Regions from separate parts of the Homo sapiens genome. Here all the other regions are linked to region 2. A link is a contact called in ENCODE Hi-C data. All regions are on one chromosome and are shown on one strand. The core of a region is the stretch at or near the end of the contact, and the rest is flanking DNA. Distances in the headings are between cores, read along the strand shown.

The links. Hi-C counts contacts between places; a loop is a spot of excess contacts on that map. Pooled maps may share reads with other maps.
Region 1: a map of B cell shows a loop between it and region 2 (11-fold over the local background). The contact joins the promoter of TCAIM here to the promoter of ENTPD3-AS1 in region 2. A Hi-C loop is called at or near these places in 6 of 168 maps with a recorded cell type or tissue (B cell, CD4-positive, alpha-beta T cell, ascending aorta and 2 more) and 16 of 50 pooled maps.
Region 3: a loop to region 2 is called in a map of CD8-positive, alpha-beta T cell, with 7 times the contacts of the local background. The contact joins the promoter of ABHD5 here to the promoter of ENTPD3-AS1 in region 2. A Hi-C loop is called at or near these places in 3 of 168 maps with a recorded cell type or tissue (CD8-positive, alpha-beta T cell, gastrocnemius medialis and naive thymus-derived CD4-positive, alpha-beta T cell) and 7 of 50 pooled maps.

What each region holds. Positions count from the first base shown.
Region 1 is chr3:44,337,375-44,340,074 of GRCh38, reverse strand. It overlaps TCAIM (T cell activation inhibitor, mitochondrial), which reads right to left and starts at 1,309. Exons shown (of 11, transcript NM_173826.4): 1 at 1,241-1,309. It overlaps LOC105377055 (a long non-coding RNA gene), which reads left to right and starts at 1,957. Exons shown (of 4, transcript XR_940782.4): 1 at 1,957-2,370. RefSeq lists a silencer at 1,259-1,648 and enhancers at 1,789-1,958, 1,643-2,296.
Region 2 is chr3:40,452,058-40,454,757 of GRCh38, reverse strand. It overlaps ENTPD3-AS1 (ENTPD3, EIF1B and MYRIP antisense RNA 1), which reads left to right and starts at 1,450. Exons shown (of 4, transcript NR_040100.1): 1 at 1,450-1,636. RefSeq lists enhancers at 1,557-1,626, 1,647-1,716.
Region 3 is chr3:43,689,523-43,692,227 of GRCh38, reverse strand. It overlaps ABHD5 (abhydrolase domain containing 5, lysophosphatidic acid acyltransferase), which reads right to left and starts at 1,290. Exons shown (of 7, transcript NM_016006.6): 1 at 1,189-1,290. The coding sequence starts at 1,235. It also overlaps a transcript of ANO10 not described here. RefSeq lists a silencer at 639-1,118.

The sequences.
Region 1 (2,700 bases), core at 60-2,559, 3.9 Mb before region 2:
AAATTCTTACATAGGTGGTTCCTGTCCATACTGCACTTAGCCCACTATACTTCCACTTGGAAAATGCTATAAAATAACTGAAGAGGTTGCACTGTCTTATCACACTTGGGAGGCATACCGAGTCTTTAACTCACCCATTCATCACCACTTATGGGCCAGGTCCTGCGTAAAGCATTGGGACTAGAAAATTATTAAGACAATTCTAATACTCAAAAGACTTTTAGAGGGAGGGGGGAGTGTAAAAACAGACACAAGCAGATAAGTATAAAACAACGCAGTAAATGCAATAATACAAACATGCACAGAATATGAGAAACTCCCAGACGCAACACTTGGAATGGGGCGGGGAGAGCTCAGGAAGGTCTTCTCTAAGGAAATGGTGCCTTTCCTGGAAGAGGGCAGAGGACCGGGAAGGATAAAATTTATTTACAAACCATTGTAAATGACTACTTTAATCTACTTAACAGTGATATTAGTTTCTGTTTCATAAAGTGAAAATTTCTAATTTTACCTAAAATCTGTTCTAAGTGAGGCATTAAATCTGTGCAGTTTCAAACCAAATTTGGTGGAAAGATACCTAAATCAGTGAAAAATCCAAATTATGGAAGAGTACACGAAAAACGGTTTTGTTTTGCTTACTTTCAACTAACACCGAGTGTGTGCCAAATAGAGCTCTCAGGATTGAGCTTTGACCATTTGGCACAACTTTTATTTGAAAGTAATTTATTTTAACAAAATTAATATCATGCCACTCTCATTTGAACTGTGACTTCCCTTAGTGACTATCTTGTACGGTTTCTGAAAGCAGTTTGTTATATCAAGGAGGGACAAAAGCGGTAATTTTCATGGCTTTTCAGTTGAATATGAACTTCTTAGAGTAGGGGAAAAAGGCAAAGAAAAAGAGCAAAAGCAGGAAATGCTATTAGATACATTAGCCTAGATTCTGTAGCTTCCTTTTCTAAATCTCGCTATATGAGATTTAGTACGTAACAATTTCCCGTAAATCAAAGACCTCGGAAAAATATAAGTCGGAAACAATAAAACCTAAATCGTCTTTGCGTTCTCATTTCACAGCGAGTTAAAATGTAGATGCGATGCGGATACTGCGTCCCCTGGCACTGCCTCAATTCAAAAGTTAGCACTTTGCGCTAAGGTGGCTCTGAGCACTCCCCTCCGACCCCGCTTCCCCCCTAGAGGAGCATGAATGCACCACCGGAGCCCCTCCCCTCTTGCTCCTTACAGTTCTGGCAAGGGTCCGACGCGAGGGCTTTGTCCGACTAGTTCCACCTCCCACCCAGTACACCAGAAGGGAGGACAGTCGCTCCGCCCGCAGGGCTGTTCGGACGCGCATGCGCACTGGGGCGTCAGCTGGCCAACCAGCGCGCGACGCACGGCCAGGCGCTCCCACCTGCCCTCGCCCCGGTGGGCGACAGGCTTTGACGGGCTCCTAGCCGCAGTGCCCTCTGAGCCCCCAACCCTGAATTCTCAGCTGGGCCCTCCCGGCTCCACCTGCCCCCAACACCCTCCCCGCTCCGGCGGCGGCAGGGCGCTCGAGGCAAGCCCGGGCAGGGGGACGAGCTGCAGGTGACGCCCTGGTTGGCTGGAGCGTGCCAGGCCTTCCCCCTACGGCGCCTGCGCACAGCCAGGGCGTGGATTCAACCTTCCGCGGTGCCCTGCCTCTAGCTGACGTCAGCACCCTGGTAACTGCTGCACCTTCGCCGCGCGCTTTGAGCCCCCGCCCCTCCGCCTTCTTACCGGCCGCCCTGAGGGGTCTCGGCGCGCTCGGCTGAGAGCTTTAGGAGGCGCGAGCGAGCACTCCGACTAGGCCGGAGGGACTCGGAAAATGATGGTCCGGCAGGTGGTGGGTCCTGACCCAAGGGCCTGCAAGGAACGGAGAAGGGCAACCGAGCACGCGCTGGATCTTGGGGAAGAAGGGGAAAGGGACTGCTGGAGGAGGCGCGCATGCGCCGTGCGGTCCTTCGCCCCGGGCGCCCTGGCAGGGGGCGAGGCTCTGCGGAACTCCCGGAGCTGGCGCCAGGGAACAAGTCTCAGTGGAGAGCCTCGAATTTTAAAAGTCTCATTTAAGTATTTCTTTTGGTTTTCCTTGTATAAATATAGCTAACTTTTAAACATTTCTTTTCCGGCTTGTGTTGTTTGCTTTGGACCCTTCAGCACCTATTTTTAAACGTTAAGCATTCCCCAGTCAGCATGAAAGTTTTACTGTTAGTTTTATTTTGTTCCTATAATTTTGATTCCCCCCAGAAACTGCCACAGATGAAATCAAGCCAATAGAATTGAAAGCAAAGATCACCTGGTGGCCATGAAGCCGACCATCCTTAGGCAGAAACTCCTTACCTGAGGAATTTAGAGGTAACTAGACTTCCCTGTTACCTAAAGCCAGCATCTGGTACCAGACTTCTTCCCTCCAAATTTAAAAGTAACTAGAATTTCTATGCATCTCCGTAATGCACGCATGTCAAAACTCATTGTGCACCCCTTGCCATCTGCTCCATGCCCCAATCAACCCCTGTCCCCTACCATCCAGATACTTTATTACCCTCACATACTTGCACAGGAGTTACATATGCCACTAGTACAAAGTCCTCAGAAAATCCCCCAAGTGTTATGCCTCTCCACAAGGTGGCAAACGGAGATTTGGGAACAATTTGAGTTCATGTCCCTTTTCCATTGTCTGAACTT
Region 2 (2,700 bases), core at 201-2,700:
TTGCTGCCCACGTAGGTGTTGTTTCGTTCCAGTTAGAATAAGTTCCATGAGGGCAGGACCTTTGCTGTCTTTTCTGTTTTATTTTCTCACCTTAGTCTGGTAAGGGGCTCAATAAATAGGTAGTGAATGAATCAGTCTTTAGGTCTTGTTGTCTTGCTTTATAATTTACAAAGCAAAAGATATGAATGAAGAAGAATGTTCATTTTAGCATTTTTTTTGCTACTATCTCCAAACTGGAAATTACCCAAAGGCCCATAAACAAGAGACTGGATAAATTGTGATAACAATCTATAGCAACGGAGTCTACAGCAACTACATGGAACAATGCGGATGAATTTCATAAATAACACTAACAAATAAGCTGACACAATATATCCTGTATGCTTTTATTTATATCAAATTCAAAACAGGCAAAACTAATCTACAGTTCTTATAAGTAATGATCATATTTACCTTTGGTGCAGGCAGCAGTGGCTAAAGGGGAAAAGGGGAGCTTCTGAGCTGCTGGCCATGTTGTTTCTTCATCTGGTGTTAACTACGGGAGTGTGTTATTATTTTTGTTTTAAATTTTTTTAGAGACGGGTCTTGCTATGTTGCCCAGGCTGATCTGGTACTCCTGGCCTCAAGCCATTCTCCTGCCTAAGCCTCCCGAGTAGCTGGGATTAGGGGCACGGGCCACCCCGCCTGGCTGAAGTGTTTGCTTGTGAAAATTCAGAGCCCTATCCATATGGTTTATGCGTTTTCTCACCAAATGTATGTTAACCTAAAAAGTTTTTTTTTAATGCAGTTTCCTGGCTGTACAACCAGAGAACTTTATTTGCAGGTCTGGTGAGGGGCAAGAATCTGCATATAAAAACAAGCTCTCAAACACACTTTGAACTTCCCCGAACACAATTTGAGAAACACTTTGGGACTCCCCCTACAGTTACAGAATTATTTTCTAAAGTACATTATCTTGTTATATCACTCCTGTTTAAAGTTGATTTTTATCCCCTATCTTACAGGATATAGTCCAAACTCCCTAGTCTGGCATTCAAGGCACTCCAAAATCTTACTCCCAAACACCTTCCTAGCTTTTTTCTCCGACCATTCTGCGTCTCTCATTCCTATTTCCCGCAGCATTTCATGCAGCTTGAGCCCCCTGTTTCCTAAAATGTGCTCCCCACAAGCATCTCGAGATCCCCATCCCAGGCAGCCCCAGGCAGTTTTTAAGTTTCTACCAAGCTCCACTATACTGGCAAGGCAACTTTCCCCAAGCAAGTCTTGTTTCCTTCGGAAGGTCGCAGGCGCCCAGGAATGAACAGGATAACTGCTAGTGGCTCCAGATGTCAGAAAACAGATGACCAGATCGAGCACGCGCAGATCTCTGGTTGGTCGGCTGTGTGCCTCCGGAAGGCCCGCCCTGCTCGTCCAATCACGGAGAGGGAGGGCACGTTGAGAGTGATGCCAGGAATCAAGATGGCCGCCTGGGACCGCTCTCAGCCCCTTCGGCCTCTACCTGAAGAGCCACGCCCCGTCTGCTACACCCAACTGATTGGTTCCTCAATCACAGAGAGGAAAGGCAACATGAGGATGACGTCAGTTACAAATATGGCGTTTTGGACGGGCTCGATAGTTTGCTTGGCCTCTACTCAAGGTGCGTCCGGACGTCCAATCACCAAGGGGCGCAGTCGGCTCTTAAATGTGGAGGCAGGGGCCTAGACACTCAGGCTTAGGGGATGTCAGCTGGTACTGTGTACGAGCTGTCCTGTAAACCGTCGCCCGTCCCCTGAAGCCGCGCCCCTCTTCTCTTGCTTGTTGCAAGGGACGGATGTGAAGGGCTGGGCGGGCGTCGAGCTTTGGGTTCTTGCAGTGGGTCATAGACCTGAGGGCACTAGTCCCGCGGCCCAGATGGGGGATGCGAGGGACAGTAGGAGCACGTCCACTTGTCCCACAGTCTCTGCGGTGTCACGAGGCCAGGACTGCCTGCCTGTAACCAGATTGGCCCCTGTATTTGTCAGCTTCAGCTGACTAGATATGTCTCAGTTTTGTTTGTTCAGACACTGGCGATGGGGGCGTCAGTTTAGCAGACAAAATATTTACCTGTAGCCCCAAAGAAAAAGAAACATAAGTCAGTACAAGAATCAAACCAAAAGCTGTGCAGAACCCTGACTTTCTTTCTTGTTCTTAATAACTAACCTTCCAGAGAAGTGACCTAACCCTAGTTATGACCAAATTGACATGGTAGCCATGTGCATAACTACCTGGCAACGTGGACAGGTGCATTTGTATTTAGGAGTGAAAAAATGTTTGTTGTATCAGTTTTTGAAATTTGCAATCTTAGGAACCCTGAAGCTGAGCAAGACTGTTCAAGCCCAGTCAGCCTAAGACCACCAGGGACAAACCTGTAGTCAGCAAAACCAGGTCTATCGATCTTTTTTAATGAGGGAGATTGCACACCAGAGACACCATGGGACATTTTACCAGGGGAAGGAAAATATAAAGTTACAGGATTTTGAGGAAGTGTAAAGTTTAGATGGAACTTAAATGAAGCAGGGTTTTAATAGCCTCAAAACAAAGCAGGACTGTGAAAAAGGGTCAACATCAGGCCTAGACTGCAGAGTGGACCCATTGTCCTGTTTTTTTGAAAACCTTTTCTGAAGCTTTGCAACTGGCTGCTTGTAAATTGAAGCTGTATCTCTGTGTTAAAGTGACTTAGGT
Region 3 (2,705 bases), core at 41-2,540, 3.2 Mb before region 2:
TTCCCCATGACATCTTTCCAAATATCCCTGTCTTCATGGTACTCCATATTCTATCATTTAGGTTATGTTTCCTAGGCAAATTTCTCCAGACGTCTGAAGTAGAACCGACGTCAAAAAATTAAATATATATGGGGGAAGTTTACTTTCCAATACAAACGACAGGCCTTGAGAAACAAGGCAATAACCTCCATAACAATTTAATTATTCCACTCATTAACTACTATTCTTCTACTAACAAGTGCAAGAAGTCATTTAGGTGTAGAAAAGAATAAACTCACTATACCTGTATATAAAAAAGTTTCACATTAGACATCTGCCCTCCAACTTCCACAGTTTCCTATACATTATGTGTGTTCTTCTAAGGCACATGCAACACACACTTCGCCAGTAAAGCCAGAATAATCCCAGAAGCGCAAACAAATAAGGGACAGTGGAGCTTGCAAGCCAAAGACCTTCATCCGAAAGATGAATTATGACATTTGAACGTGTATCTCTATCTTAAGGGCTAACTTTCTTTCTATGAAGTATCTGAAACTCACAGCCATACACCCACTTCCCTCACTCCTTCTCCCCTCCCTCCTTCCCGGCACCCCCGCCCTCCCGCCGCTTCCCGGGCGAATTCGGGCCTCTAATATCCCCTCCAAGGAAGCGCCGCCCCTTCCTACGGCTACGGGAAGGATCGTCCAGTGGCTGAGGCTGGACAGAGCACAGGTAGTACCTGTAGACGGAAGCCGCGATGGGAGGCTGACAGACCCGGTCATTTCCCGCGCCTCGCAGTCAGGTGCAGGGTCGACCGGGCACCGCCCGCCGGCGGCATTGGGGCAGGCCGGGTCCCTTGGCAGAGCCCGAGCCGGTGCGGCCGCCGCGGCCAGCTCCGTCGCCGGCCCGCGGGGTGGCTTATACAACAACGGGGCGGACCCTCCGCGCGGGGTCAAGGCGGCCTCCCGGCGCGGCCGGAGTCCGGCTCAGACACCTCGGGGCCCCGACGCTGAGGGGAGCCTCTCCCAGGCAGAGCGGCGCCGGGACGCCTCTGGGCGCCGCGCGGACTCATGCCGGGGAGGGTCGAGGAAGCCGCCCGTCGTCGCCAGGCGGGCGGCGACTCCTTGGTGCTGCCCGCTGGGCCCTAACCCGGCCCGCGCGGAGGGTGCGCGCCGGAGACACACGAAGCCCCCTGCCGGCTGCGCTTACCTCTCTCCGGTGTCGGCAGAGTCCACCTCCTCCTCCTCCGCCGCCATAGCCGCCGCCGCGCAAGCGCCGGGACTTATCTCGAAGCCGGCTGACAGGCCGACTGGGCCGCCCCGGGCTGGCGCGGCACTTAAGGCGGCGCAGGCCGCCAGCGCATGCGTCTTCCGCGCACTAGCACGGCCCGGCGGCGCGCCCGCGTTTGCGCGTGCGCGGCCTTGCCTCCGGCTTTGCGTCCGCCATCCCCAGCCAGCATGCACTAGTTCTCCCGCCCGACGCTCCCGGGTGTAAGCGCGGGGCGGGACAGTCAGCCCAGAGGGACTGGCGAGACTCACCCGAATGAGTTAGGTGTTTTAGCTAATTTGAATAATGACTGTATTCATGCATCACCCCGTCGGTGTTGGCTGTCAGGTGGCACCTTGGGGACGGAGGTGCGTCCGGTCCTGGAAGAGCCTAGCTAGTGTCCGATAGATGGTGCAGTGGCAAATGAAATGGCGTAATCGAGGTGCTGTGTGGCGTCCCGCCAGCCTTTCCCCGCGGGTTGGGGGGCCAGGGGGAGAGGGCGACTCACAGGAGCCTTCAGTCAGTTGAGCACTGCTCTAGGTGCTGATGTTACTGTAGTGGCCAGAGCCAGCAATTTCCCTCCCACTCGACTCTCTAGATACCTGGGAGGGTGAAAAGAGTCGGTGTTGGCCGGGCGCGGTGGCTCAGGCCTGTAATCCCAGCACTTTGGGCGGCCAAGGCGGGCGGATTTTCTGAGGTCGGGAGTTGGAGACCAGCCTGAGCTGAAGAAACCCCGTCTCTATTAAAAATACAAAATTAGCCGGGCGCGGTGGCGCATACCTGTAATTCCAGCTACTCGGGAGCCTGAGGTAGGAGAATCGCTTGAACTCGGGAGGCGGAGGTTGCGGTGAGCCGAGATCGCACCATTGCACTCCAGCCTGGGCAACAAGAACGAAACTCCGTCTCAAAAAAAAAAAAAAAAGTCTATGTTTAGGTACTTCGAGTTATTGAGGTGAAATGACTAACCTAAATAGCAGTATTTCTTGACCTGTTTTCAAGCCTTTTAGCAATCAGGTGCAACCTGCTTTTGGAATTCTGCCACCCACTACTACTCATCCATTTATGTTTGGTGTGTGTCTACTATGGGCTCACTTTGTTCTAGGTGCTTGAAAACAATGGGTTGAAATACTGCTCCTGTTTTGATAGATCCTACGCGAATATATTAACCTTTATTTTAGACTCAGTTCATTGTTCTCCTTCCCTGACTCTCCTCCCTCTTTTTCTCTCCTCTGAGCCCCACTGTAAACCTGTCTTTATCACCCATCTAGCTCTCAGGTTCTCAGCCTTGTGTAATTGTTACAGCTTTTAAATAAACATTATCGAATATCTTTCCAACTACACGAGAAAGTCCTCTAGGATAGGAATGGTGTCTTCTGTAATTTAGAGGGGGGAAAGCCACTTATAATCTCTTAGGCATAGTAATAACTAATACATTTTTTATTGTGTTTGATCTAATTCAT